2 separate regions of the Homo sapiens genome follow, and region 2 is linked to region 1. A link is an interaction called in ENCODE POLR2A ChIA-PET data of the cell type or tissue named here. Cell type or tissue: Caco-2. All regions are shown on one strand. Links, peaks and the distances in the headings refer to the core of each region. The heading gives the core; the rest is flanking DNA. Region 1 overlaps SYTL3 (synaptotagmin like 3). Region 2 overlaps GTF2H5 (general transcription factor IIH subunit 5).

Evidence for each region. Peaks named below come from ENCODE experiments on the same cell type or tissue, not always from the same donor. Only the 100,000 strongest peaks of a DNase experiment are listed, where the experiment ranks them.
Region 2: POLR2A ChIA-PET joins it to region 1 with 9 read pairs; 1 of 35 experiments calls an interaction of 5 or more read pairs at or near these places.

Annotation. Positions count from the first base shown.
Region 1 is chr6:158,652,224-158,668,324 of GRCh38, reverse strand. SYTL3 (synaptotagmin like 3) reads right to left here. Exons shown (of 18, transcript NM_001242394.2): 3 at 6,940-7,056; 4 at 4,947-5,575; 5 at 2,712-2,930. The coding sequence starts at 5,056. Among named protein-coding and RNA genes, the nearest start is that of SYTL3, 10 kb to the right of the region's middle. RefSeq lists a silencer at 7,786-7,865. In Caco-2, for the core only: a CTCF peak has its summit at 7,929 (motif pointing left); a DNase peak (open chromatin) is centred at 7,883.
Region 2 is chr6:158,175,137-158,191,237 of GRCh38, reverse strand. All of the region lies in intron 2 of GTF2H5 (general transcription factor IIH subunit 5), which reads right to left. Among named protein-coding and RNA genes, the nearest start is that of GTF2H5, 15 kb to the right of the region's middle. RefSeq lists enhancers at 7,027-7,529, 7,530-8,034. In Caco-2, for the core only: no CTCF peak of the experiment used is centred there; a DNase peak (open chromatin) is centred at 7,657.

The sequences.
Region 1 (16,101 bases), core at 5,858-9,857:
CCTGGAGGCAGAGGTTGCAGTGAGCCGAGATCACACCACTGCACTCCAGCCTGGGTGACAAGAGTGAAACTCTGTCTCAAAATAAATAAATAAATAAAAGACTCTGCCCTCCCAGGACAAGGCTCCTAGCAGGCGGGAGAGGACTGGAGATTCAGAAGGAGGCCTGGGGGCCGGGGGGACCTGGGTTGCCATCTTCACTCTGTTCTTACTGATATGACATGGACAAACCATCTTGTGTCTCTAATCCTCCACTTTCTCAACTGTAAAATGAGGATGAAAGTAGTAGCTACCCCACACGATTGTTTTATGCTTTTAATAAAACATTAAAAGACTATTCCAACCATGGATGTTCTGGAAGTCGTCTTGAGCCACTCAGCCTGCCTCATCTCTCCCTCTCTGAGCTCCCAGGGCCCTTAGCAACTTGGCACTCAGTTCTCTAAGAGAAAACCTTCCCTGAAGACAGAAACTTTATCTTAAATGTCTTCTGGAACCTCTCAACACAAGATCAGGGCCAACACCTGCCACAGGCCTCTTGTTCTGCAGCAACCTGCGAGTTGGTTGGTTGGTTTTGGTCATTGCTACCCTAGCACTTCCCCTTTCTTGATTTTAAAAACCAATTTTCCTCATCTTGTTCCTGTCACAGATCCACTTTTTCTTGAGAAATGAGCCTGAAGCGAAGGAAGAAGCAGGGGAGACAATGATCGGGGTCAAAAACCTTTTCTAGGTCCCCAGATGTGCGACAGTTATGAATGTCAAAGATTCTAAAGTTTTACAAAGTCTCATCTTTCTTTTGGTCCTAAAGAGGAGGAGGACAGCCCAGACTGGATAAAGCTGGAGAGAGGACAGAGGGCTGCGGGGACAGGGAGCAAGGCGAGGGGAAAGAAAATGCACATCACCACAAACTACTTGGCTCTCTCCCCTCCCGACTTCTCCTGTTAATGCACTCATAGTAATGCAATGACCTTAAGTATTTTGAAAACCAACCTCATTTCAAAATAAGGAAGCTGGGGTTTTAGAAGTCGTATTTCATGTACTTAGAGGGTAAAGTTACAGTGCCTGGGACACAAGACTCACTAGGGCAGAGATTTCAACACTGTCAGCTTCCTGGGAGATTGCCTCAGACCTTGTCCTCTTGTTTTGATTTTTCGTTTACAGTTCATTGGTAGAAGAAGAAAAAATGCTGAGAAATGTAACACCCTGCCCAGCAATGTTTATTATTAGACTTCAAATATATATGGTTGGTTGAAATGGGGAAGAAGATACTGAGACCTTTCTAGAGATGATTTGGAATTGCTCTCTATGCCGCCAGGGCAGCTCACAGTAATTATTTTTTGCTCTCAAGCAAGGAAAAGCCTGAAGGACAATGGCTTCAGCAAACCAAAGAAACATGAGATGAGAAGGCGAATTCGGCCACCGTCCGTGCGACTTGGCACGCTGTGAGCGAAATGGACGGAATGCAGTTCAAGAGCAAAGAAATCAGGTTGAACCACTTCACCTCTCTGGCTAGATGACTGAAATACAGTAAGCCTTGCAAAGGGACAGGACACTTAAGTAAATGAATGCCAGGGCGTGCGTTAAACACAGCCCTCCGGATTTAGGGGGAAGAAACCCCAGCCACAATGCCCACACTGTGTAAGTGCCTCCCACAGTCTTTGTCCCTGGGGCACTCACACATCTGTGGCAATATTTAGAAGTTGTTTTCAAATCTCAGGGTCTCTGATGACTCCCATTCACACCAGCCTAGTATTCCTTCCCTTCTCCGAAGTTCTGTGATGTCCTTGTGCACCGTCTCCCCCAGCAGACGGAGTCACCCCTCTAGTGTTTTCACGGAGCTCATGGCCAGTTCATTCTTGCTTTGAACAGCAGGAGTCTAAGCCAAGTTGGCTCTTTATCGTTTTCAGAATGGGGAACGCAAAAACACCAATTCCATGTTAAAACTGGTATTAAAACCCCCTAAACACCAATTGATAACTATAAACGTAGATTCAGTCTGTCACTAAAGGGAAGCATGTCCATTTCTTTAGCTGAGTATTAAAGACAGGTCAGCTTCAAAAACGCAGTATTTAAAGCCTCAGATGATTACTCCAATATTCCCTAGATTATAATTTACTCCACTGGTACTGAAGGAGATAAATTAAGTGCTAAGAAAATGACAGCACTTAGTTAAGAGACCCAAATGAATCTGAACTCCTGGGTTAGCCCATCCTTCGACTTAACAAACTTTTGTTGTTTAAACAGGTTCTCACTCTGTTGCCCAGGCTGGAGTGCAGTGGTACAATCACAGCTCCCAGGTTCAAATGATCCTCTCATCTCAGCCTCCTGAGTAGCTGGGACTACAGGCATGCACCACCACACTTGGCTAATTTTTGTATTTTTTTGTAGAGATGGGGTCTCACTACGTTGCCCAGGCTGGACTCAAACTCCTGGGCTCCAGCAATCCACCCACCTTGGCCTCCCAAAATGCTAGGATTACGGTCATGAGCCACCACACTTGGCCCAAACTTCTGTAAATGAAAAAAATGTTGCTACATAAAATTTATTTTTGGATGAAGATAACTTCCAAGGCTAGAAAGGTAGCTCCCTATCAGGCACTCGGTACACATTTACTGGCTGAAGGTGAGGAGTGAGTGCTCTCTTTATGAGCGGTTTGTAAAGAGGCCTCCTCCGAGACCTGAATCAGTGGGAGGGATCCAACCACCGGCCATGCTTACCTGTCCTCGAAGCACACCGTGCACTTCCAGGCATGGGTCCCCCTCAGGAACACTCGGCACTGGGCACACACGCGGTGGCTGCAGCCCCGGCACACGGCGCCCCGGTGCAGCAGGAACCCCAGCACCTGCTGGCAGCGCGCACAGCACTTCTCTTTGTGCTCCCAGTCCGTGTTCTTCGCTCCTTTCCACCGGAGATGCTGCAGGTGTGTTTTCAGTTTCCTGCAGCCCTCAGAGTTAAAGAAGATAGTATTAGATGGAACACCTGACCCCAGGCTATAGGGCAAGAGCCCAGGCAGTAACCCCCATGGCAAGGGAAGGGGCTTTGGCATTCGACATCCCTGGACTCCAACATGGCTGTGTGAACTGGGCTCTCACTCAACATCTCAGAGTCGAGTCTCAAGGGTTTTTTCAACCGTGAAACAGGTGATATGACCTTACCTCCCAGGGTTGCTGTGAGGACTAAATGGCAAAGTATAAATAACATGCCTGGGGCAGAGAAGCTCCCTGCTAGGTCCATCCCTTCCTGCCCAAAGGCTGTTATGATAGTAAGCAAGAATAGTGAAAGGAGAGGAAAAGACACTGAAAGGAGCATCCATTCTAATCTGCAAGGCATGGAATAATCTAGAAACACACAGCATACATCCTGCTATGGGTATAAGTTGCCCAATAAAATCAACTGATGCTATGCTTTTGCTACATTTTTTTTTTAATAAGTGGTCAGCCCACTCCCCTAGACAAATAGCCATAGTGCAAAGAGATACTGTATTGGACCAAAAAGGTGTCATTTACTAGCACGCTCTTTTATGAATGTCTGTGATACCTACTTGTAGAAAAGATGAGCCAATCCCAAGAAACAAGATGACATCAGAAATGCACTTTAAAATTCAACTTTCAGGATCTACCCTAGAATTAGTACCCTTTGAAATACAACTTTGTTATCACTATGTCTATGTCACTTTGTTAATATTCAAAAGGATGTCTCAAATCACTGAAAGATCTTTCATCATCAAATAAAATTTCACTTTTCTCACTGTATTATAGTTTTTGTTTTCGTTTTTTTGTTGTTGGTTTGAGACAGAGGCTTGCTCTATTGCCCAGGCTGGAGTGCAGTGGCGCGATCTCAGCTCACTGCAAACTCCACCTCCCAGGTTCAAGGGATTCTCCTGTCTCAACCTCCTGAGTAGCTGGGATTACAGGCACCTGCCACCGCCCGGCTAATTTTTGTATTTTTAGTAGAGACAGGGTTTCACTATGTTGGCCAGGCTGGTCTCAAACTCCTGACCTCAGGTGATCCGCCCGCCTCAACCTCCCAAAGTGCTGGGATGACAGGCGTGAGCCACCACGCCCAGACTGTATTATAGTTTTTAATGGAAGAAAGTTTACAAGTGCACTTAGAAAGCTTTGAAATAACAGGGAGGATGAAGAATACTATACCAGAAAATTCTCCTCACTCCTCAAGCATTTGGTTGTCCAAAGTTTTGTTTTCTAATGTGTTCTGCCATTAGAAACCAAACCCTCACTTCCTCCATAGACATTGATAAACAAGCGCCAACCTGTTTAAAGATGGATCTTGACAGCTAAGGCGGAACACTGCTCTGCTAGAGTTCAGCACGCTTTTCTAAATGCTGACCCATATCAAACGGCCCGTGCAGCTTAGAGACAGACAGGGAAGAGTTCCCTGTTGGCAAAGCGGTCAGGAAACAGGCTAAGCAGGTTCATATTTTATGCTCCCCCTTCCTCAAAGCCAGCTGGGAAGCAAAAGCGAGCAAAGAAAAAAAGACAGGGCTGGATTCCATCAGAGTTGCTGCTTGTGAGCCTCTTTCTTTGCTTTTCTTTACACCTCCCGGCACCGTCAAAAATGAGGTAGGAAAACCCTTAACTGGAGGTCTTTCCTTAAAGAAGGGGTAAACTGGAAGCCTGAAAATGTCCCTTGAATGATTCCCACGAAGTCGGCAAACAGACAAGCAGATGGCAGACAGCAAACTTACCGCCCAAAGGCACCGTTTTAAATGAATAACAAGAGCGGCCTCCCTCCTCCTCCTGAGCGTCCTCTACGTTTAGTTACATAAGGAGGATCATCTCCACCAACAGACCTTCGTTAGGACCCTTCTCAGGCACGAAGCCCAGCAGCAGGTGGGTAGTGATTTGTAAGCAAACAGCATTGGCGACGGAGTGGCAGGCCCCAAGCAGAGAAAGCTAAACACCCAAAGTGACCCCCCGGGAAGGGCAGCCTACCGTGTCCTCTCCTCCTCTGTGTTTTGAACCGCCTGGTCTCGGTACAGGACCTGGAGAATGGCCTCGCGTTCTAACTCCTTGAGAGCACTCAGATCTATTTCTTGGGCCATTTCTTCTCCGTTTTCGTTGACCCAGGTTGGAAGAGCTTCACTGCATGGACCAAGCGCTCACGCCCTGCAGATGAGCGGCGGAGGCCAGCTGCAGCCAGCCTTGTTTAAAGAGCTCCCTCTCCTATTTCACTGGCAACTGTTTTGCTTGTGGTTCTTTTTTCCTTTTTAACTGTGTCATACTCCTTAGAAGAAGAAAGCCTCAAGAAGTTCTGCGTTTGTCGGAGTTACGGCTCGCAGAGCCTCGTGCTACCCGGGGGGTGTTTTCACCGGGTTCTGCAGCAGCTGCTGACATCCATCTAAGACAAAAGCATATCTCTTTTCTGAGGTTTCACCAGAGATTGTTATAAATTATCCACAGCTGCAAGCAGATAATTTCTGCAAAGCAGAAGTAATTTTCAAGCCAAGGAAATTTAGAAATAGCAATAAAAAGAGTATCAGTGACTCATAGAAGCTAACCTTCCATTTAAGATGTTTCCAGGTCAGCAGGAACCATCATGAAAAGCTCAGCCCGTTCAATACCTGCAGAAAAGAAAACAAAAAATGGCAACATTTTTCTTGGCTTAAGTATCTCTGCAGCATTACTTCCAAAAAGACAAAATATTCTACACAAACCCTTGCATTTTCTGCTCGCGGTGATAATGTAAAATTTTAAATTTGCTTAAATAACACTTCTCATATTTCTAAAAGCCTCAAACTTCCAAACTTGAATTTTCCTAATATGGATTCCATAACTTTAGTGGTCAGAGGACGTAAAAGTCTGTGTTTAATGTACATTACCCTAATTGAAGAAATACTGGAAAAATGACATTCCCAACTGTTGGCTATTATTTTTACCATTAACTTCAACACTCAAAAAATGTTTAATCAATTAAGGATGTATGAAGCAGCACCACCACAAGCTCAGCCTATCAATTATTTACAGTCTTGAATAAGTTTCATGAGCTGCCTTATGCATTAGCTCTTGTTTTTGTTTAATGACAGCTGAAAGGTTCTGCATACATCCTTTTATCCAGAAAATGCAGAAGATCAAATCAATATACTTCCTATAGTACCATTTTTGTTATTAAATCTATGGGAATCCCTTAGTGATAAGACGTCCTTTCAATGCTTTAAAAGCTAAACTTCCTTTGCTAGGCTTCAAAAAAAATCTGCATTATATTAATTTATGATCCATGGCAAATTAGTGAATGAGAGGCTAACAGAGCTCTAAGGTAGCATTTCCTTTAAGCAAAGGTTCTTAACCTTTTTCTTAATCTTTGGTAGTCTGGTGAAGCCTACGTATTTAAACGCATAAAATAAGGTATGCTGTGTTACATAGGAAGAAATTGATTATACTGAAATATTTAAAAATTGTAATATAGTAATATATGTGTTCCTTGATGCATGAAATATTAAGATCTAGCAGTGATCTAAGGACTCCCAGAATTTCAAAGTAGTGATGAATAGAAACAATGTCTTGAGATAGCTACAACATATCATGTGGTATGAAAATATCTGTGATTTCTGTTGGTGACAAAGTCACAAGTTCTGCTGATTCTACTGTGGTTTCTTGCCTATATCCATATTTTAAGAAAATGCTAAATTTGAGTTAAAGGTTAATAAAAATAAAGATTTAATTTTTTCTCCAAGTTCATGGGCCTACAGGCCAAGATTGCTCAGTTCAGGAATTCAATATTTGTCAGTTTCCCTATTGTAAAATAAAATTAAAATATATTATTCATCCCAACTGCAGAGGTTGCATGAGGAACAGAAAACCCAGAGCTCTGAAAAGGGATGTTCTCGGCTTCTAGTCTCTGACAAAGCACCCACAAGACCTGTTCTCCAAAGGCCTCCTCTCTAGATGAAGGGAAAATCACAAAGCAACAAGGACTTTAGGTTCTTACCTGGCTGGGCTGGTACCTGACTATGCCAGCAGGGGCAACGCCTCTTCCCTCCTTAGATCCAGGTTCCAGATGAACAGGCAGAACTGGCATCCCTCAGTGCCCCAAGGCTCTGAGTCTCTGGAAAAGAGGAAAGTAATAGAAAACTGTGTGTGACCAAGTGCCAAGTGGCAAGGTGCAAATTAGCCATCAAGTCACCAACTGCACGAGCCCATTCTTCTCAACTTGCCCCTCAGTTCTTCATGCTGTCTTCTTATTTCCACTCTACTAATCGTACTACTGGGTCCAGAGCCATCTGGTTTGTCTAATTCTTGAGTTTTCATTTATTTATTTTGAGACAGGACCTCATTCTGTCACCCAGGCTGGAGTGCAGTGGCACCATCATGGCTCACTGCAGCCTTGGCCTCCCAGGCTCAAGCAATCCTTTAGCCTCCGCCTCCCGAGTAGCTGGGACTACAGGTGCGGGCTACCATGCCTAGCTAATGTTTTAATTTTGTAGAGATGGGTTTCACCATGTTGCGCAGGCTGGTCTGGGCTCAAGCAGTCCTCCTGTCTCAGCCTCCCAAAGTGCTAGGTTTACAGGTGTAAGCCACTGCACCTGGCTCTCGAGTGTTTTTAGTGAAGAGTTTTTGCACCTGGCTGCAAACACTTGCTCTGTGCACTGTGCTTTCTTTTCATGTGGCTGTTTGTGCTCCGTTCTCTGGCTCTGGTCTCCAGTACTCCAGGTAAGCAGGACCACATAGCTGCAGTATTGGCTGGTAATGACACCACTCAGTGAATCTGGTGGGGGAATCTGAAATACTCAACCGCTCGCTCATACAGGTGGCTATTAGGTCTTAACGCACTTCAGAAATACAGGGTTCAATGATCATTACAAAGCACTACACTTACTTTCCCAAACCCCCGCCTGTGGGCCCCAGGTGCAAGTGTGGGAAACGCCCTTTCGAAGGCTAAGAGGGAGCTCACGCTCCCCCTAGTGCCCATTCACTCCGCGTTACAGAAAAATGAAATTCAGTTCATTTCCTGGATCCATTCATCCAGTCATTCAGTAAATATTTATTGAACACCCCAGGCGCTGTTCCGGGTTTTTTTGTTTTTTGTTTTTTGTTGTTGTTGTTGTTTTTGAGACGGAGTATTGCTCTGTTGTCCAGGCTGGAGTGCAGTGGTGCGATCTCGGCTCACTGCAACCTCCGCCTCCTGGGTTCAAGCAATTCTCCTGCTTCAGCCTTCCGAGTAGCTGGGATTACAGGTGCCCGCCACCACGCCCGGCTAATTTTTGTATTTTTAGTAGAGACGGGGTTTCACCATGTTGGTCAGGCTGGTCTCGAACTCCTGACCTCAGGCCCTCGGCGTCCCAAAGTGTTGGGATTATAGGCATGGACCACCACGCCCGGCCTGTTCAAGGTTCTTAAGGTTCATGACTTGACTGACTGGTCATTTATACCCTATTCTACATCTAACAAAAATATGATGCAGCTTACAATAAAAGCTTATAGAAGACAGCTAAAATAAAGTCAGAGAGACATCAGCAGCCAGTGAAAAAGGACTGATAATTCTACTAAGAACAGGAAGTAAAACAGTGACCACTTCAACCTTAAATGTATTTCTGACCTTCCTGGTAGCCAAGGCAAAGCAAAACAAAACGAAATGAAAAGTCAAGATGCTGTCTATAGCTTTAATACACTGAAAGAAATACAGAAAGACATCCTCAAAATGCAAACGACTAAGACAATTGCCCAGGTGCAGTGGCTCACGCTTGTAATCCCAGCACTCTGGGAGGCCGAGGCGGGCGGATCAACTGAGGTCAGGAGTTGGAGACCAGCCTGACCAACATGGTGAAACCCTGTCTCTACTAAAAATACAAAATTAGCCAGGATTGGTGGGACATGCCTGTAATCTCAGCTACTCGGGAGGCTGAGGCAGGGGAATCACTTGAACCCGGGAGGCAGAGGTTGCAGTGAGCCAAGATCGCACCATCGCACTCCAGCCTGGGCAACAAGAGTGAAACTCCGTCTCAAGAAGAAAAAAAAGAAAAGACTAAGACGATCAACTCCCTAGACAGACAGCTCCTTCTGGCTTGGCAGAAGATGTGCAAAACTGTACTTTCTGTATCACTATATTGACCTCAAATTAAAGCCAAGGATATAACACTACATTGTAATTCACTGGAAGTATTTCAAATACAGACCAAAGCAGGAAACCTTCTGGTGTTCCCAGTTGCCTGGGACTGAGCTTAGAGAACTCGAGGTATGTGTATTCCGCATTCATCCCATCATTGTTACTCTTCACTTTTAGAGACTTTGATCCTAGTTTCTCTAAACCTTGATTCTAGCTTCTATAAACCATGTCACTCAAGCACTTGGTTAGCACTTAGAACAACAATCAACCAACCCTATGGTTTAGCAACTACTATGAGTAAAGCCTTCTATTGATAAGATTGAGACATACCCTCTTTTTTTGAGATGGAGTTTCGCTCTTGTCACCCAAGCTGGAGTGCAATGGCATGATCTCTGCTCACTGCAACGTCCGCCTCCCAGGTTCAAGTGATTCTCCTGCCTCAGCCTCCCGAGTAGTAGCGACTACAGGCGTGTGCCTCCATGCCTGGCTAATTTTTTTTTGTATTTTTAGTACAGACAGGGTTTCACCATGTTGGCCAGGCTGGTCTCAAACTCCTGACTTCAGGTGATCCTCCCACCTCGACCTCCCAAAGTGCTGGGATTATAGGCGTGAGCTACCGCGCCTGGCCGACGTACTCTTCTGTTTAACTTTGGAAGGTCCACTCCAAAGAAGGGGTAACTTTTTGCAACGATCCAAGAGGTATAGCATAGAGCATCATCCTATGGTAGCATCAAGATTGACCAGAAAGCTATGAAGGTCATTTCTCTTTGGTTTCCAGTGTTCCACTGGTGTCCCCACTGGCTTGATGGCGTTGGGCATTCGATTGAACCACAGTTGCTTCATTTCAGCGGGACTCGCTCCAGCTTTTCAATGAGTGCAGTACCATACCCCCATCTTTAGGAATGTGTGGAGTATATATGATTGTCACAGCGACAAATAACTGTCTTGCATTTTCATATAAATCATACAAGTCATTTAGGCAAAAAAAAATTTTAATTAACAACAGAATTTAACTCATATTTAAAAGTATATTTTGCAGGGTTTTGTACACTCCAAATGTTCTAGAAATGCAACTAGTGGGCCGGGCGTGGTGGCTCACGCCTGTAATCCCAGAACTTTGGGAGGCTGAGGCAGGCGGATCACGAGGTCAGGAGATTGAGACCATCCTGGCTAACACAGTGAAACCCCGTCTCTACTAAAAATACAAAAAATTAGCCGGGTGTTGTGGCAGGCGCCTGTAGTCCCACCTACTTGGGAGGCTGGGGCAGGAGAATGGCATGAACCTGGGAGGCAGAGCTTGCAGTGAGCTGAGATAGTGCCACTGCACTCCAGCCTGGGCGACAGAGCAAGACTCCGTCTCAAAAAATAATAGTAATAAGTTAAAAAAAAAAAAAGAAATGCAACTAGTGTGTAAATGGAAGGAAGACTATTTTGTTTCATTTCAAACTTTAACAAGAATTTTTTATTGTTTCAGAAAGACATCATGGAGGGCAACATTGCTTATGGTACTGGAATCACTATGCCATGTATTGATGGCCCGCGTCTGCAGACAATGTCCTTAATATGATTTGATGTATGCAAACATCTGACTATTTCACCTTGTCTTCTCATGCAGTTTACATATACAAGTACATATTATCATTCACTATCCCTTTACTTCTTTTCTTTTGAGACAGAGTCATAGTCTATTTTTCCAAGACAAAGTATGCCTAGGTGACAATTTACTCATTTTAAAATTATCTTTCAGGTTTTTTGTTTTGTTTTTTCATAAAGTTTTTCCTAGCCATTAACAGTTTCTCTTTTTTTCTTTTTTCTTTTTCTCTCTTTTTTTTTTTTTTTTTTTTTGAGCCAGAGTCTCGCTCTGCCACCCAGGCTGGAGTGCAATGGTGCAATCTCGCCTCACTACAACCTCTACCTCCCAGGTTCCAGCGATTCTCTTGACTCAGCCTCCTGAGTAGCTGGGATTACAGGCACGCGCCATCACACACGGCTAATTTTTGTATTTTTAGTAGAGAAAGGGTTTCACCATGTTGGCCAGACTGGTCTTGAACTCCTGACCTCAGTTGATCTGTCCGCCTCGGCCTCCCAAAGTACTGGGATTACAGGCATGAGTCACCGTGCCCGGCCACTACTAAGGGTTTTTAAGGTGGCAGATGGAGTTAATTAGTAAACTGAATGAGCCTATAGTAAGTACCAGGAAGATCAGAGATAACTTCCAAACACCTCACAGCATTAGCAAGAAAAAGTGAACCTTTACAGATTTAAATTCTGGTCACTTACACTAGCAAGATATGAAAAACCACATGGAGTTACTTTACATAGTCTTAAAAATGGATAAAACAAATGTAATTCTCTCTTGAATGCTTTTGGTTTTGTGCCATTTTGAAGTAGAACATGAGGTAGTCAAGGAATTCTGTGAAATCTATTAAAATTCGCTGCATATTTCTCCACACTGTCCCGCCATCACCACACAACACCAGGTTTGTGCTTCAGGCCCTTCTACAACAATAGAGTAAGGGAGTAAGGTGGATGATTTTTTTTTTTTTGAGACAGAGTCTCGCTCTGTCGCCCAGGCTGGAGTGCAGTGGCACAATCTCCACTCACTGCAAGCTCCACCTCCCGGGTTTACGCCATTCTCCTGCCTCAGCCTCCTGAGTAGCTGGGACTACAGGCGCCTGCCACCATGCCCGGCTAATTTTTTGTACTTTTAGTAGAGATGGGGTTTCACCGTGTCAGCCAGGATGGTCTCGATCTCCTGACCTCGTGATCTGCCCGCCTCAGCCTCCCAAAGTGCTGGGATTACAGGCGTGAGCCATCGCACCCGGCCAAGGATGACATTTTTAACACTCACAAAGCAGGTAACAGGAATAGTTGTCACAGGGGTCCTGAACTGGCTGCACCCACCTGCTTGCAGGCAAACGACCACATGCAACCACCCAGAGCAGCAGTGATGTTGCTGAATGGACCACGAGGAAGAGGAAGACTGACAGGTGACAGGAAAGGACAGGACACCTGCCTGGCTGAGACGCCACCGCCAGGCCTGGGAGAAGAGGGGAGTTGTGTGAGGATTGGAAAGGAGGAGAAGGCATCTCTAGGGTGAGAGACGGCAGATGTGACAATACTGAGGTGGGAATGTGTCACTCTTCCACTCTCCAGTGAAGTCACGCTGGTTTTCCCTTCCCGTAAACACATTCTAAAGCACAGGCATCCCAGTCGTGACCTCCCGATCCAGTTCTCCTGACTCCTCCATCCTCAGTTCCCACAGAATGCTCGCCACTCCCATACTGACCTCATTCAAGACCATTCCCTGACCACATGCGCTCTGCATTTCCACGCATCGGCCCCACTCTTCCTTCTGCCCAATGAGGCAAGAGATGGGGACAGTCATGAGACCAGGGCTGGGGGCTGGCTGTGTGGGTGAGTAGCTGCCTCTGCCACCGACTTGCTGTTGAGCTGATGATGGGCAAGTTACTTAAGCCCTCTGGGGCTTCATGTCCTCATCTACGAAGTAGACAGGTGCAGCACCCACTTCACGGCGGTGCTATGATGACGAAACGTGCTGATGCATGTGGAGACCTCTAGAGCACAGTGCTCAGCTCATAAGTACACTCAGCTAATGCCGGCTGACAGTCGTGGTACTAACAGTAAGAGCAGCCTCACTCTTACTATTAGCCCTTCAAGGGCCAGATCAAGGCTACCCAGTTCAGAAACTTTCTCCTCATTTACAATAAAGATCCATTGCTCCTTCAAATTTAACTGCTTTCTAATTTGTATATTTCGATGGTGACCCTGATTTCATTCTGTCTTGAGTGTTTGCCTTCTAGGGACAATATCAGATTTCAGCGATTCCCCCATCACCCAGCCAGGAGGCACTTGATGTTTGGCTTGAATTGAGAAACCTGAAGAATATTGCGACACGGAGATTTACTCCGATGTCAAACTTCCTTCCTAGGGCAGGAAGCCCATATTCAAGTACAGCAGGAAGTAAGGACGGGCAGGGGGCAAGTGAGTCCTCACTGCAGAAAACCTCAGTCTTCAGAAATCCAAAAAGCATAGAAAAATCTGAGTCATTTTGGAATTTAACAGGAATCTTTGAAATTGTATGTTAATCATCTCACGCAGGAATTCACAATCTCATAGCTTGAATACGGAAATCTCCTAGGTCCATTTTCCCAGGATGACATTTATTCGGTCACTCCATCATTTGCTCAACAAGATCTTAAATGCTCTATGATGTCCCAAGCACTGAGTCAGGCACCGTCCTCACCTGCTCGGAGCTTAGATCCAGTCTCCTAACTCCCCTGCTACATTTTTGTAATGGTGCCTGTCTTTGTTTTACAGCACTCCATCGATCAGCCTGATTTTATCTGGCAATTAAAAATGAATAAATCCCACACCACAGCACCACCTGGAAGGAAACATTCTCCTACAGCCATGTGGAGAAGCCCCCCCGACACTCAGCCATCCTGTCTCTGTGTCACTTTTGGAGCCAGACAGTCTGGGCTCATACCCAGCCAGGACTCAGCCACGTGCTCTCAGGCCAGCTGCTTCATCTCTGGGAGACTGGCCTTCCTCCTCCGTGACATGGAGCCATCCCTGCTTCACAGGGCTGTTTGGGGAACTCACTGAGTCATCCAGGCACAGCCCTAGAGCAACAGCCAGAACAAAGCAAGCCCGACTCAAAAGGGTTTCTTCTACCCTTCCATCTCCCCTTCAGGAAGGCCCAAGAGTAGGAAGTTAAGCCACTGTTCTGGGATTGGGAGGGACGCGGGCAGCCATGGGGAAAACTTCAATCTAGGTGTTTCCATTGGTCTTTATCTGGTCATGCTGTATCCCAGTGGAACTTCGGCATCCAGACAAACACAGTTTGGTTACGGCATTGAGTGTGTCAGTTCAACACTGATTTTATTGGCCTCTATGTATCAAGCACGTGCCAGATATCGAGGATCTAAAAAGAAGTGAGACTCAATCTCTGCATTTAAGAAGGACCCATCCCAGCCAGAACATGGACACACAGACAAATAACTCATAACATGGTGGGATGAGTACAAAACCCAAGGATCAGAAGGCAAGAGTCACTCCACACAGGAGCAGAGAGGGCTGGTGGGACCAGGGAGGGCTTCCCAGGGAGAGACGTGTGGGACAGCTCCGCCAGGGGACTGAAATAGTCAGCCATGCACTAGGAGTTTGAAACAATGCCTGCTTGCTTTCCTCAGCCTAACAGCAAATCTTGACTTTGGCTTCTAAATCTGGTGAAAGGGGAAAAGTACAAGAAAAGTAAAACCAATGAAGAAAAGAGATGAGGAGGATGGGAAAGGGACACATTGTTTATTCTTAGGGGCCCCTATTTCTTTCATCCAATCATCTATTGTCTCTGAGCAGTCAGTCATCAGATCAAAGGAAATAAATGTTCAGCCCTCCCTGGTACGGGGGAAACGTCACCAGAGTGGAAATGCAGAGATCTGCGGTAGCATGAGTGCGTGTGAATGTGACTGTCATCACCACACACGCTTTCAAGGGAAGACTACAGAACGTTCTCAAAGCCCACAAGCCACAGCCCTGCAGGTCATTTCAAGCGGGCGGCAGCTCGCTCCTGTATTGTTTACCACAGCTATTTCCTTGAGAAGTTTCACAGCTTCAGCGTGCAGCCACCATGCTTTCTGCCTCGTACACAGGGGAAAAGTTGAGTGACTGCATTGTCCTTGAAATTTTACCTGAAAACCTCATGACTTTTTTGCTTGCATAGATTCTTTTTTTTTTTCTCTGAGACGGAGTTCGCTCTTGTTGCCCAGGCGGGAATGCAATGGCGCGATCTTGGCTCACCACAACCTCCGCCTCCCAGGTTCATGAAATTCTCCTGCCTCAACCTCCCGAGTAGCTGACATTACAGGCATGCACCACCATCCTCCGCTAATTTTGTATTTTTAGTAGAGACAGGGTTTCTTCATGTTGGTCAGGCTGGTCTCAAACTCCCAACCTCAGGTGATCTGCCCACCGTGGCCTCCCAAAGTGCTGGGATTACAGGTGTGAGCCACTGCGACCGGCCTGCTTGCATAGATTCTTTACGGAAGCTGATTACAGCCACAAAGGAAGGTGATGAATAAAGAACAGCTCTCAGCTCAGTTCCCTATTCATAGGCTTAAAAGACTCATTTTTGCAACAATGAGACAGCACGCATGCATATCCATCAGAAAGTCTGACACAGAAATGAAGATGTGCGTTTATACATTTTCTGTCTATCTTGTTACTCATTCAGAGGTGGGTTTTCTGGGAAGCGAATGACACCTCAACTTCAGAATCCTTTATTTGCACGGCCCTGTCCAAGGCCCTAGATGCCCTGTACCTGGTTCCCTCTTTGTTTTCCCAAAGTCTCCACAAGTTGTACAAGTTTCAGGTCCCTCAGATATCTCTACTTCACATTAGAAGACTCGGCTGGGTGCGGTGGCTCACGCCTGTAATCCCAGCACTTTGGGAAGCTGAGGTGGGTGGATCACGAGGTCAGGAGTTTTGAGACCAGCCTGGCCAACATGGTGAAACCCTGTCTTTACTAAAAATACAAAAATTAGCCGGGCATGGTGGTGGGCACCTGTAATCCCAGCTACTCGGGAAGCTGAGACAGAATTGTTTGAACCTGGGAGGTGGAGGTTGCAGTGAGCTGAGATCGCGCCATTGCACTCCAGCCTGGGTGACAGAGCGAGACTCTGTCTCAAAAAAATAAATAAGGCCGGGCGTGGTGGCTCACGCTTGTAATCCCAGCACTTTGGGAGGACGAGGCAGGTGGATCATGAAGTCAGGAGATGGAGACCATCCTGGCCAACATGTTAAAACCCTGTCTCCACTAAAAATACAAAAAAATTAGCCAGGTGTGGCGGCAGGTGCCTATAGTCCCAGCTACTTCGGAGGCTGAGGCAGGAGAATGGTGTTAACCCGGGAGGCAGAGCTTGCAGTGAGCTGAAATTGCAGCCACTGCACTCTAGCCTGGGCAACAGAGTGAGACTCTGTCTCAAAAAATAATAATAATAAAATAAGTAAATAAATAAACAGGCT
Region 2 (16,101 bases), core at 6,026-10,025, 480 kb after region 1:
TTGGTCAGGCAGGGTGTATATCAAGAGTCATACCTGGATTCAACCCCAGCTTCATCACTTACTTGTGTGACCTTGAATAGAATAGGTACTTAATCTCCCAGAGCCTCTGTTCCCAACCTCAAAAGTGAGGCTACATAACAGAATTGTTTACGGAAATTAAAGGAGATAATGTCAAGGACAGTGCTTGGCTTGTAATAGGCATTCAAGGAAAGAGGTCCAAATTCAATTTTATTAACTTGTGGTTTTTGGTTTGGAAAGAATAGGATAGTCATAAGGGAAAAGAGGGATACAATTTCTTCTCGGGCAGTACAGATTTACAGCAAAATGTCTCTTTCATAAAAACCTTGAATCATGACAAAGGACACTCTTTAGATCTAATACACAATGTGTTTAGCAAAAAATGAATATAAAAATGTCAAGCTGCACCACAGATTTTTGCAATTCTTGAGAAAAAAATCTCATATAATCTTTTGGTGTCTTGAGAAATGTCAATATCAATTGTAAAGGTAACAATTTAATCCAAAAGATGTCACTATAATTTACTGAAAACAAGAAAAATAAGATTTAAGTACAAGCACAGGTATTAACTGATGCTAACACGGGATTTACTTCTATCCCTAGATGAGTATGAGCCTCAGAACTGATTTGGGGGACTTTGGGTTTTACCAAGTGACATGATTTAACTTACAAACTGACTTAAATTTTAACTGTAAGGATCATATTGGCTGCTGGGTTGAGAAAAGACTGGGAGTGGCAGAGGCAAGGATGGAAGCAGGGGACCCATGAGGTGACATCCAGGCAAGAGATGATGATTTTGATGTAGGTGGTAATAGTGGAGGTGATGAGAAGTGGTTGAATTCTAGATATATACTGACATAAAACCAACATAATTTGCTAATACTGGACATGAGCTTTGAGAAAGAGGAACAAGAAAACTCCAAGATTTTTCATCTGAGCAAATGGAAGACTGGAGGAGATTTTTACTGAGATAAAGAGGAATGTGTAAGATCTGCAGGTAAGATCAAGTTTGGTTTTAGGGTGGGCATGGTGGCTCATGCTGTAATCCCAGCACTTCGAGAGGCCTAGGCTGGAGGACTGCTTGAGGTCAGGAGTTAGAGACTAGCCTGGACAGCACAGTGAGACCCTGACTCTACTAAAAAAAAAAAAGGTTTAGTTTTTGATGTTATATTTTGAGATGCCTACTGGCCCCTGAGTGAAGAAGCTGAGTAAGAAGTGACCACCGAGGTAGAAAGAAAACCCAAAGAGTCCTGAAAGCGATGTGAACAAAGGCTACTCAGGAAGTGGGAGTGATCAATTCTGTCAAAGGCTTATAGGGTATAGCAAGGGCTGAAAATTGATCCCTGGATTCAGAAAGTCACTGGACCTTGGCAATAGCAGTTTTGGTGGAGTCATAATAGGGAAAGCATGACTGGAGTGGGTTTCATATGGGAGGAAAGAAATTAGAGACAGTGAAGAGAACCAAGTCTTCTCTTTACTGAGAAATTTTGCTACAACGACCAGAAAGGTAGACTGGAAGCTAGGAAGAGGTGTGGGACTCTGAACAGATGGGAATATCAACAGACCATAGGTCTGGCGAAGTTGAAGAAATGATGGAGTGAGGTATGAGAGGGAGTGAACTGGAAAGAGGAGGTGGTGGTCAGAGTCAGATGCCTGAAATGAGACTGAAGAGCTGGCACGAGGGTAAGGAAGGATAGGTCTAGCTACAACTATGTGAATGAGTGGCTGTGATGAGGTGGAGGACAAGCTCAGTGGAAGAGGAGGCCAGGGAACTGGGAGAACAGGGTATCTAAAGGACTACCCACACGGATACTAACATCACTAAGGATTTGAGAGAAGAGCTACTGAAGATAGTTTTTTCAAGGGAAAACCTTCAGGACAGATTGGGGTGTCTGTAGATGATTATAAAGAGGAGGGTTGGTGGGTAGTCCACTCTGATGATCTGGGATTGATAACTGGGGGTTTCTATGGAAGAGGGAGGGAGAATTTCTGGAAGTGGCAATAATAAGCAAGGTACTGATCCTGTTTCCTGACCCAATGGTACAAGAGGGTGCCTTTGTAGAGGAAAAAAGGCACCACCTGATAAGGTGGTGGGAGAAGCAGTGAGCTCAGGACAAAGTCAGGTTTTGTCACAGCAAAAAAGGAAAAGGTGGGTGGGGGAAGGAAAAAGGAAAGTTCAGAGAAGAGGCTGAGGCTACAGGGCATCCTGCTGCTGCCATCTCACTATGTCCCAGAGGGCAAAGTGGAAAGGATTGCGGTGGGTAGGTGGGGGAGGGTGGTGGGTAGGAGATGGTGAACAGGGCCATAGATCATGAAAATGCAAGAGACAGAGATAGCTTGGGAGTCTGTGGTTTATTGGGTGACTGAAAAAAAGGAAAAATCGGCATATAAGGCTTAATGAGAATGAGGATCTCCGGGATGACACTGACATGCAACTGAATGGCAACAACAGCTGGTGACAGGAGGATGAATGGGGTATTTTACAAACAGAGCATAATGGTCACTGATTTAAGCAGATACAAAAAAATGTTAAACTTCACATTTTCAGCAATTCTCTAATTTGAGTATTATACAGAATAAGAATTTAAATGAAAAGATTTTCTAGAACAGTAAGACACTGTACACTGAGAAATTTCAGAGGTAAACAATTGATTAATTATTGACAAAGAGCACAGGTGGAAACATAAAATAGAAAAAAGCTTGAAGAGCAATTCTAGAAGGAACGTGGGGTTGATGAAGCAGGTTAAACAGGGTGCTTCCCGATGATATTGCAGAAAGGAAAATGAGGCCTATAGGACAGAGAAACCAAAGTTTCAGTTTCTTGAAAACCATTGTTTTTCTACTCAGACTCTTTAAAAATTTAGTTGTTTCCCTCAAATCTTCCTTGCACATACAAATAAAGGTAGAAGGGGAGGGACTGGTGGGGAGAATAAAAGGAGAGTAATTCAACAGTAGACAGGTATGATGGCTGGGGAGGGGAGAGTCAGACAAAAACCTGGACTTCAGTGCTCTACAATTAAGCTTTCCTTGCAAACAAGGGAGGACTCATATGACCGTGGTGCCCACTTCACTCTCCAGGCCCCACAAGTACTTCAATATATTCTATAAAAATCATAGAGGTTTCTTAGTATACACTTTACACAATGGGATTGTAAACCAAAAATAAAGTTCTAAGCACCCCACCCCCCATCTGCCAACTGACTGATGGACCCTCCCCTTGGCTAAGGGCATTCCAAAGTTAACCTGAAAAACTAGTTCAGGCCATGATGGGAATGGGGGTTGGGCATGCCTCATACCCACCTCCCTTTGAATTCAGGCATAGCTGACCAGTATTAACATTAAAACAGAGATCTTGGCCGGGTGCGGTGGCTCACGCCTGTAATCCCAGCACTTTGGGAGGCCGAGGCAGGCGGATCACGAGGTCAGGAAATCAAGACCATCCTGGATAACACGGTGAAACCCCATCTCTACTAAAAATACAAAAATTAGCCAGATGTGGTGGCAGGCACCTGTAGTCCCAGCTACTCGGGAGGCTGAGGCAGGAGAATGGCATGAACCTGGGAGGCGGAGCTTGCAGTGAGCCAAGATCGCGCCACTGAACTCCAGCCTGTGCAACAGAGCGAGACTCCATTTCAAACAAACAAACAAAAAAACAGAGATCTTAAGACCCAGGTAACAGACTTTTTGTAGGAATAAAACACCAAATTCCAGCTTGACTTTTGTAAAGCATCACATGGCAGATGGCAGGCCCTGAAAGAAATTGTATTTTACACCAAAATATGTTTCTTTGACATATTTTGAGACGGCCCTGCAAAGCTGTCTCTTGTGGGAATAATCGACTCTGTAGAGACTCTCCATTCCTTTCCAGGTCTTTTCCCTGATCCAGGGGAGTCTGGCACCTTTTTAGGTCTGATAAGAGCTCTGGGCCAGGTGCGGTGGCTCACATCTGTAATCCCAGCACTTTGGGAGGCTGAGGTGGGTGGATCACCTGAGGTCAGGAGTTCGAGACCAGCCTGGCCAACATGATGAAACCCCGTCTCTACAAAAAAATACAAAAATTAGCCGGGCGTGGTGGCAGGCGCTTGTAATACTACCTACTCAGGAGGCTGAGGAAGGAGAATCGCTTGAACCCAGGAGGTGAGGGGTGTAGTGGGCCGAGATCACACCATTGCACTCCAGCCTGGGAGACAAGAGGGAGACTTCGTCTAATAAGAACAAAACAAAACAAAACACAAAACAAAACACAAAACAAAACAAAAACAACTCTGAAGCCTGCTACCTGGAGACTTCATCTGCGTGATAAAACCTTGGTCTCCACAGCTCTTTACCTTAACCCACACATTCCTTTCTATTGATTCCAGGTCTTTAGATAATAACTCTTTCAATCAACTGCCAATAAGAAAATCTTTGAATCTACCTATGACCGGGAAGCCCGCCCCCCATTCCCCTTGCTTTGAGTTGTCCTGCCTTTCCAGACTGAACCAATGTACATCTTACATGTATTGATTGATATTTTGTCTCCCTAAAATGTGTAAAACCAAGCTGTAGCCCGAACACCTTGGGCACAAGTTGTCTGGACCTTCTGAGGATATGTCATGGGCATGTCCTTAACCTTGGCAAAATAAACTTCAAAATTGATTGAGACTTGTCTCAGATACTTTTTGATTTACAGGACCAACAGTTGTTTTGTGTTAGCCCTTTAAAATAAACTTTGGATCCAAATGTAACAGTAATAAAAGACAAACTGGACATTGAAACATTGCTGTCTGCATGTGATAGATTAACTTGTTACAGTTTGAGCTCAGTACATTCAGATGACACCAATTTATTCTCAGTAACTGGCTACTACTAACAGGTATTAAAGGCAGCAAGAGTTAAGTGGTTATGAAGACTTTGGGAATTTTCTAAATGGAATAAATTTACATCATCTTAATGAAGTCAGAGCTAAACCACTAAAACCAAGAAGCGCCTCAGGACTCATATCTGTGCTGAATCATCACACCAATGCTTTCAAAATGTTTGCCATTTGTATACCATCCTTGCTATTTTAGCCATCTCTTGTAACATCTCTGTTGCAAATCACTTAATATTTTTCTTTAAATTGCCTTTAAATCAACTAACGTTTCATCTGGCATAAAACCAAGAGTTTGATATGTCAGTTTCCTCTTCTCCTCAAATAAATTAAACTGGTCATATAAAAAATTTTTTTGCTCTCTTTATTTTTTTTGAGACAGAGTCTCACCGTCACCCAGGCTGGAGGGCAGTAGGCGTCATCACGGCTCACTGCAGCCTTGACCTCCTGGGCTCAGATGATTCTCCCACCTCAGCCTTCCCAGTAGCTGGGACTACAGGCACATGTCACTGCACCCAGATTTTTTTTGTATTTTTTTGTAGAGATAGGGTTCTGTTATGTCGAACTCCTGGACTCAAGCAACCCACCCGCCTCGGCCTCCAAAAGTGTTGGGATTACAGTTGTGAGCCATTGAGCCTGGCCTATTTTTCTATTCTACTCCCCCAAAATGTATGTTCTTCAAATCATCTTGAACACTAATGGTATTCCGCACACTTGGGGAAATATGCTAACTGACAAATGAGACAGCTTAGAGGAATGACTGGCCAGTGAACACTGAAATAACGCTTTAATATCAATCGCTTCAAACTTTTTTTTTTTTTTTTTTTGAGACAGGGCCTCACTCTGTTGCCTAGGCTGGAGTGCAGTGGCACAATCCCAATTCACTGCAGCCTCAACCTCCTAGGGATGAGGTAATCCTCCCACCTCAGCCTCCTGACTAACTGGGTCTACAGGCGCACGCCACCATGCCTGGCTAATTTTTGTATTTTTTGTAGAAATGGGGTTTCACCACATTGCTCAGGCTGGTCTTGAACTCCTGGGCTTGGGCGATCCTCCAGCCTCGGCTTCCCAGTGTTGGGATTACAGGCGTGTGCCACCGTGTCTGGCATGCCTCAAACTTTTGAAAGACAATTTGAGATTGAATTTTCAAGCATGTACCTGAAGTAAAGATAACATGTAATGATTTAAAAAGACTCTTTAATTATTAAAAAAAAAAAAAAGACACTCAAAGTTTAAGGGACATTTTGTCATGAAACACAAAGAGCCTGGAATATTCCTATCTGAACACAGAGCCATTCCACTTCTATATTGAGAGTAGCAGAAAAAAAAACAAAACCCAAAGCCAAGAGCATATATACATACTTGAAGTCCCAGGATCAAGGCTATTGTACAGAAAAGAAACAACTTTGCCCTGGAAGTGTGAAGGGCAGATATCATGAAACCTTCTCCTAAAGAAGCTTAGTATAGCTCCTATAAAGTATGACTCTGAAAAGGATTATAGCATGATAATGGTATAATGGTAACCAGGATGATGCAGTGAGCTGTAAAATAGTCTGGTCAAAGCTGTCAGCACTGACAATCCATCAGAACAATCTTGGCTTAGTCAATGGTAAACTATCTTTCTTGATAATAACTGGCCAACAGATATTACTTAAAAAATTTTTAAGTATTACTCCATAAATTCCATATATCCTGGGAGTAGACTGTCTTAGGTTTATTTCCCCTTTAAAAGCATTTTCCAAAGTGTTTTCTGAGTCTGGGTTTTGTTCAATCTGAGATATGGGTGTCTAGATTAGAGCCCAGAACATTATAGGTGCTCAATAACAATTTGGTACATGAGTAGGGTCTTAAGAGAAGAGACACCATAGGAGACATTAAGTTAACCAGAAACACAGCTACCATTTTCCCAAGAAAACATATAATAGGGGTTTTACTGTTACAAAGACACAAAAGTCTAAAGAGAGTACTGGACCCAGAAAGCCTAGCCCCAGACCCCAGCTCTGCCAACCAAAATATGTATAATGTATAAAGTTACTCAACCTCTCAACTTCTCAGGCTTCTAACTAGAAATGAGAACAGGAATTCGATGCGGCTCCTCCTTCACATGTTTTTCCTTTTTTTTTTCCTTTTCTTGTCCCACTGATCAGAAAACCCAAATCACTACCTTGCTGGTGATGTACCCGCTAACCCCAAGGCTTTAATTATACAAAGAAAATAGCCATTCTTCTGTGCTCTCATGTGTAACCATGCCTTTTACTTAGGAAATCTAAGTATCAAACCAAGGTTGTGGAGTGTCCCACCTTGGAAAATAAAGCTGAACAACTGAGTCACTTCCAAGATGGCCAAATAGGAACAGCTCTGGTGTACAGCTCCCAGCAAGATCGACACAGAAGACAGGTGATTTCTGCATTTCCAACTGAGGTACCTGGTTCATCTCATTGGGACTGGTTGGACAGTGGGTGCAGCCCATGGAGGGCGAGCCGAAGCAGGGCAGGGTGTCGCCTCACCCAGGAAGTGCAAGGGGTCAGGGGATTTCCCTTTCCTAGCCAAGGGAAGCTATGAGTGACTATACCTGGAGGAGCAATACACTCCAGCCCAAATGCTGCACTTTTCCCACTGTCTTCGCAACAAGCGGACCAGGAGATCCCCTCCTGTGCCTGGCTCGGTGGGTCCCACGCCCACGGAGCCTTGCTTGCTGCTAGCGCAGCGTCTGAGATTGACTTGGGACACCGGAGCTTGGTGGGGGGAGGGGTGACCGCCATTGCTGAGGCTTGAGTAGGCGGTTCCATGCTCACAGTGTAAACAAAGCAGCAGGGAAGCTCAAATTGGGCAGAGTCCACTGCAGCTCAGCAAGGCCTACTGCCTCTCTAGATTCCACCTCTGAAGGCAGGACATATCTGAACAAAAGGCAGCACACAGCTTCTCCAGACTTAAACGTCCCTGCCTGACAGCTCTGAAGAGAGCAGTGGTTCTCCCAGCATGGCATTTGAGCTCCGATAATGGATAGACTGCCTCTTCAAATGGGTCCCTGACCCCCATGTAGCCTGACTGGGAGACACCTCCCAGTAGGGGCTGACAGACACCTCATACAGGCAGGTGCCCCTCTACGATGAAGCTTCCAGAGGAAGGATCAGGCAGCAATATTTACTGTTCTGCAGCCTCCACTGGTGATACCCAGGCAAACAGGGTCTGGAGTGGACCTCCAGCAAACTCCAACAGACCTGCAGCTGAGGGTCCTGTCTGTTAGAAGGAAAACTAACAAACAGAAAGGAGTAGCATCAACATCACCAAAAAGGACATCCACACCAAAACCCCATCCATAGGTCACCAACATCAAAGACCAAAGATAGATAAAACCACAGAGATGGGGAGAAACCAGAGCAGAAAGGCTGAAAATTCCAAAAACCAGAACACCTCTTCTCTTCCAAAGGAACACAACTCCTCACCAGCAAGGGAAGAAAACTGGATGGAGAATGAGTTTGACGAGATGACAGAAGTTGGCTTCAGAAGGTCGGTAATAACAAACTTCTGTGAGTTAAAGGAGGATGTTCTACCCATCGCAAGGAAGCTAAAAACCTTGAAAAAAGTTTAGACGAATGGTTAACTAGAATAACCAGTGTAGAGAAGAGCTTAAATGACCTGATGGTGCTGAAAACCACAGTACGAGAACTTCGTGAAGCACATACAAGCTTCAATAGCCGATTTGATCAAGCAGAAGAAAGGATATCATTGATTGAAGATCAAATTCATGAAATACAACAAGAAGACAAGATGAGAGGAAAAAGAATGAAAAGAAATGAACAAAGCCTCCAAGAAATATGCGACTATGTGAAAAGACCAAATCTACGTTTGATTGGTGTATCTGAAAGTGACGAGGAGAATGGAGCCAAGTTGGAAAACACTCTTCAGGATATTATCCAGGAGAATTTCCCCAACCTAGCAAGGCAGGCCAACATTGAAATTCGGGAAATACAGAGAACACCACAAAGATACTCCTCAAGAAGAGCAACCCCAAGACACATAATTGTCAGATTCACCAAGGTTGAAATGAAGGAAAAAATGTTAAGGGCAGTCAGAGAGAAAGGTCAGGTTACTCACAAAGGGAAGCCCATCAGACTAACAGCGGATCGCTCCGCATAAACCCTACAAGCCAGAAGAGAGTGGGGGCCAATATTCAATATTCTTAAAGAAAAGAATTTTCAACCCAGAATTTCATATCCAGCCAAACTAAGCTTCATAAGTGAAGGAGAAATAAAATCCTCTACAGACAAGCAAATGCTGAGAGATTTTGTCACCATCAGGCCTGTCTTACAAGAGCTCCTGAAGGAAACACTAAACATGGAAAGGAACAACCGGTACCAGCCACTGCAAAAACATGCCAAATTGTAAAGACCATCGATGCTAGGAAGAAACTGCCTCAATTAATGGGCGAAATAACCAGCTAGCCTCATAATGACAGGATCAAATTCACACATAACAATATTAACCTTAAATGTAAATGGGCTAAATGCCCCAATTGAAAGACACAGACTGCCAAATGGGATAGAGTCAAGACCCGTTGGTGTGCTGTATTCAGGAGACCCATCTAATGTGCAAAGACACACATAGGCCCAAAATAAAGGGATGGAGGAAGATCTACCAAGCGAAAGCAAAGCAAAAAAAAAAAGCAGAGGTTGCAATCCTGGTCTCTGATTAAAAACAGACTTTAAACCAACAAAGATCAAAAGAGACAAAGAAGGCCATTACATAATGGTAAAGGGATCAATTCAACAAGAAGAGCTAACTAACCTAAACGTATATGCACCCAATACAGGGGGACCCAGATTCGTAAAGCAAGTTCTTAGAGACCTACAAAGAGAGTTAGACTCCCACACAATAATAACAGGAGACTTTAACACCCCACCATCAATATTAGACAGATCAATGAGACAGAAAATTAACAAGGATATCCAGGACTTGAACTCAGCTCTGGACCAAGTGGACCTAACAGACATCTACAGAACTCCCCGACCCAAATCAACAGAATATACATTCTTCTCAGCATCCCATCACACTTATTCTAAAATTGACCATATAATTGGAAGTAAAACATTCCTCAGCAAATGTAAAAGAACAGAAATCACAACAAACTGTCTCTCAGACCACAGTGCAATCAAATTAGAACTCAGGATTAAGAATTCACTCAAAACCACACAACTACATGGAAACTGAACAATCTGCTCCTGAATGACTACTGGGTAAATAACAAAATTAACGCAGAAATAAAGATGTTCTTTGAAACCAGTGAGAACAAAGATACAACGTACCAGAATCTCTGGTACATATTTAAAGCAGTGTGTAGAGGGAAATTCATAGCACTAAATGCCCACAAGAGAAAGCAGGAGAGATCTAAAATCGACACCCTAATATCAAATTAAAAGAACTAGAGAAGCAAGAGCAAACAAATTCAAAACCTAGCAGAAGACAAGAAATAACTAAGATCAGAGCAGAACTGAAGGAGATAGAGACAAAAAAACCCTTCAAAAAAAAAAAAAATCAATGAATCCCGGAGCTGGTTTATTTTAAAGATCAACAAAATAGATAGACCGCTAGCAAGACTAATAAAGAAGAAAGAGAGAAAAATCAAACAGACACAATAAAAAATGATAAAGGGGATATCAACCCGATCCCACAGAAATATAAACTACCATCAGAATACTATAAACACCTCTATGCAAATAAACTAGAAAATGTAGAAGAAATGGACAAATTCCTGGACCATACACCCTCCCAAGTCTCAACCAGGAAGAAGGTGAATCTCTGAATAGACCAACAGCAGATTCTGAAATTGAGGCAATAATTAATAGCCTACCAACCAAAAAAAGTCCAGGACCAGATGGATTCACAGCCAAATTCTACCAGAGGTACAAAGTGGAGCTGGTACCATTCCTTCCGAAACTATTCCGATCAACAGAAAAAGAGGGAATCCTCCCTAACTCATTTTGAGGCCGGCATTGTCCTGATACCAAACCCTGGCAGAAACACAACAAAAAAAGAGAATTTTAGGCCAATATCCCTGATGAACATCTATGCAAAAATCTTCAATAAAATACGGGCAAACCGAATCCAGCAGCACATCAAAAAGCTTATCCACCACGATCAAGTCAGCTTCATCCCTGGGATGCAAGGCTGGTTCAACATACGCAAATCAATAAATGTAATCCATCACATAAACAGAACCAATGACAAAAACCACGATTATCTCAAAAGATGCGGAAAAGGCCTTCGACAAAATTCAACAGCAGAAAAGGCCTTCGACAAAATTCAACAGCCTTTCATGCTAAAAACTCTCCATAAACTACGTATCGATGGAATGTATCTCTTATTATCTCATAATAAGAGCTATTTATGACAAACCCACAGCCAATATCATACTGTATGGGCAAAAACTGGAAGCATTCCCTTTGAAAACCGGCACAAGACAAGGATGCCCTCTCTCACCACTCCTATTCCACATAGTATTGGAAGTTCTGGACAGGGCAATCAGGCAAGAGAAAGCAATAAAGGGTATTCAGATAGGAAGAGAGGAAGTCAAATCATCTCTGTTTGCAGATGACATGATTGTATATTTAGAAAACCCCACCATTTCAACCCAAAATCTTAAGCTGATAAGCAACTTCAGCAAAGTTTCAGGATACAAAATCAATGTGCAAAAATCACAAGCATTCCTATACACCAATAACAGACAAACAGAGAGCCAAATCATGAGTGAACTCCCATTCACAATTGCTACTAACAGAATAAAATACCTAGGAATACAACTTAACATGGGATGTGAAAGACCTCTTCAAGAACTACAAACCACTGCTCAAGGAAATAAGAGAGGACACAAAGGGAAAAACATTCCATGCTCGTGGATAGGAAGAATCAATATCGTGAAAATGGCCTTACTGCCCAAAGTAATTTATAGATTCAATGCTATCCCCATCAAGCTACCACCGACTTTCTTCACAGAATTGGAAAAAACTACTTTAAACTTCATATGGAACCAAAAAAGAGCCCACATAGCCAAGACAATCCTGTGCAAGAAGAACAAAACTAGAGGCATCACGCTACCTGACTTCAAACTATACTACAAGGCTACAGTAACCAAAACAGCATGATACTGGTACTAAAACAGATATATAGACCAATGGAACAAAACGGAGGCCTCAGAAATAACACCACACATCTACCACCATCTGATCTTTGACAAACCTGACACACACAAGCAATGGGGAAAAGATTCCCTATTTAATAAATGGTGTCGGGAAAACTGGCTAGCCATATGCAGCAAACTGAAACCGGACCCTTTCCTTACACCTTATACAAAAATCAACTCAAGATGGATCAAAGACTTAAACATAACACCTAGGACCATAAAAATCCTAGAAGAAAACCTGGGCTTCATTCAGGACACAGGCATGGGCAAAGACTTCATGTCTAAAACAAGAAAAGCAATGGCAACAAAAGCCAATAATGACAAGTGGGATCTAATTACACTAAAGAGCTTCTGCACAGCAAAAGAAACTATCATCAGAGTGAACAGGCAACCTACAGAATGGGAGATTTTTGCAATCTACCTGTCTGACAAAGGGCTAATATCCAGAATCTACAAAGAACTTAAACAAATTTACAAGAAAAAAGCAAACAACCCCATCAGAAAATGGGCAAAGGATATGAACAGACACTTCTCAAAAGACGACATCTATGCAGCCAACAGATATATAAAAAAATGCTCATCATCACTGGTCATTAGAGTAATGCAAATCAAAACCACAATGAGATACCATCTCACACCAGTTAGAATTGCGATCATTAAAAAGTCAGGAAACAACAGATGCTGGAGAGGTTGTGGAAAAATAGGAATGCTTTTTTTTTTTTTTTTTTTTTGAGATGGAGTCTCGCTCTGTCTCCCAGGCTGGAGTGCAGTGGCACAATCTTGGCTCACTGCAAGCTCCACCTCCTGGGTTCATGCCATTCTCCTGCCTCAGCCTCCTGAGTAGCCACCATGCCTGGCTAATTTTAATAGAGACGGGGTTTCACCGTGTTAGACAGGATGGTCTCGATCTCCTGACCTCGTGATCCGCCTGTCTTGGCCTCCCAAAGTGCTGGGATTACAGGGATTACAGGTGTGAGCCACCGCGCCCAGCCAGGAATGCTTTTACAATGTTGGTGGGAGTTCAACCATTGTGGAAGACAGCGTGGCGATTCCTTAAGGATCTAGAACTAGAAATACCATTTGACCCAGCAATCCCATTACTGGGCATATTCCCAGAGGATTATAAATCATTCTATGATAAAGACACATGCACATGTATGTTTATTGTGGCACTATTCACAATAGCTAAGACTTGGAACCAACCCAAATGTCCATCAATGATAGACTGGATTAAGAAAATGTGGCACATATACACCACGGAATACTATGCAGTCATAAAAAAGGATGAGTTCATGTCCTTTGTAGGGACATGGATGAAGCTGGAAACCATCATTTTCAGCAAACTATCACAAGATCAGAAAACCAAACACTGCATGTTCTCGCTCATAAGTGGGAGGTGAACAATGAGAACACATGGACACAGGGAGGCGATCATCACACACCAGGGCCTGTGGGGTGTTGGGGTCTAGGGGAGGGATAACATTAGGAGAAATACCTAGTGTAGGTGACGGGTAGATGGGTGCAGCAAACTACCATGGCACATGTATACCTATGTAACAAAACTGTACGTTCTGCACATTTAACCCAGAACTTAAAGTATGATAACCACTGCAACCACAGATGCTGACCACATACTGTACCCTTCATGTGCTTTACCCAGCGCAGCCTGCATACCTTATCCCTGATGTCAATTCCCATGCTTTGCCTAATCAAAAAGTCCCCATCAGCTTTTTTGGGGGTCAGCCGCAGAGTTCTTACTACTGTACTGTCTCCCTTGCATTTGTGGATAAACCCTGAAATAAAAGCCTCATCTGGGAAAACTGTATAGCTCTGTGTTAATTTTTATTACATAGGGAGCCAAAGAGCCTGTGATCTGTAACAGCAATGTTAGTACCATAGCTACACTGCAAAGTTGATGGACTACAGAATATTTCTAAAACATCTTGCTCATAGTAGGTACTCAAATGAGCAATTAAAATGCCAAGACCATGTGAGAGGATATAGGCAGAGAGGTTTAAATTACAATTAGTTCTATCCCTATCAAATGATTTACTGTTGGGAACAGGCACCCCAAAATCTGGCCATAAACTGGCCCCAAAACTAGCCATAAACAAAATCTCTGAAGCACTGTGACATGTTCATGATGGCCATGACACCCACGCTGGAAGGCTGTGGGTTTACTGGAATGAGGGCAAGGAACACCTGGCCCACCCAGGGCGGAAAACCGCTTAAAGGCTTTCTTAAACCACAAACAATAGCGTGAGTGATCTGTGCCTTAAGGACATGCTCCTGCTGCAGATAACTAGCCCAACCCATCCCTTTATTTTGGCCCATCCCTTTGTTTCCCATAAGGAATACTTTTAGGTAATCTATAATCTATAATCTATAGAAACAATGCTCATCCCTGGCTTGCTGTTAACAAATAAGTGGGTAAATCTCTGTTCGGGGCTCTCGGCTCTGAAGGCTGTGAGACCCCTGATTTCTCACCCCACACCTCTATATTTCTGTGTGTCTGTCTTTAATTCCTCTAGCGCTGCTGGGTTAGGGTCTCCCAGACCGAGCTGGTCTCGGCAATTTACTATTTCAATTACAAAACCATTAACCTATGAATATATATGGTATAATTCTAAGACATACGTATATCCTTTTAAAAAGCAAACATAGGCTGGGCGCAATGGCTCACATCTGTAATCCCAGCATTTTGGGAGGCCGAGGTGGGTGGATCACGAGGTCAGGAGTTCAAGACCAGCCTGGCCAAGATAGTGAAACCCCATCTCTACTAAAACTTCAAAAATTAGCCAGGCATGGTGGCAGGCACCTGTAATCCCAACTACTTGGGAGGCTGAAGCAGGAGAATCGTTTGAACCCAGGTGGCAGAGGCTGCAGTGAGCCAAGATTGTGCCACTGCACTCCAGGCTGGGTGACAGTGAGACTCCGTTTCAAAAAAAAAACAAAAGCAAACACAATATTATACTTAGTTTTATAATGGAGAGATAGTATATGTAACGTTTAGTAGCCTGGGCTCTGGAGCCAGAATACCGGGATTTAAAATCCCAGTTTAACAATAGCTATGTAACTGAGCAATTGATTAATTGATACAAAGTATCTCACTTTGTACATCCATAAATGGAGATGACAGCACTTACCTCAAAGGGCTGTTGTGAAAACTAAATTAATATTAGCAAGTGCTTAGTATAGCACATGTCACATGGAAAACAGCGTTAGTACAGGAATCCAGGTGTTTTCACTTAACATCATTGTACAGTGTCATTTCCCTGAATCACTTAAAATGTCTGCAAATATTTTAACAGCTATATTATTTGATTAAAATATGCCACAATCAACAAATTTCTTTTTCTAGCACATTAAATACATACATTTTTATTGGCAGTTCTGATCATTTCCTAAAATTTTTTTTTTTTTTGAAATGGGGTCTCACTGTGTTGCTCAGGCTGGAGTGCAGTGGCATGATCTTGGCTCACTGCAACCTCTGCCTCTTGGGTTCAAGTGATTCTCCTGCCTCAGCCTCCCCAGTAGCTGGGATTACAGGCGTCCACCACCATGCCCAGCTAATTTTTGTATTTTTAGTAGAGACAGGGTTTTACCATGTTGGCCAGGCTGGTCTCAAACTCCTGACCTCAAGCCATCCACCCGCCTCAGCCTCCTGAAGTGTTGGGATTACAGGCGTGAGCCACTGCACCCAGCGATTTCCTAAAGATAAACTTATAGAAACGGAGTTATTGTGTTAAAGGATATAAAAGCACAAAACACCCATCACAAGTTGCTTACAGTTGTTTCTTGGGATTACACTTCCATCAGCAGCTTGGTGGGGTGCTTGCTTTTTAAAAGCTATGACTGGAAGACAACAGCCTCCTCATTTAAAAGCTATTTTGATATACAACATGCTAAAAGGAGGCCTAGTATACACATCTGTTTCAAACTAAAACTTTAATTTATCAAGAATCCCATCTTATTCACTGTGAATCTCACTGTAGGAATAGAGAGGCTCTAAAGGAACATTAATAAATTTGGGATTTTGGCTGAGATCACA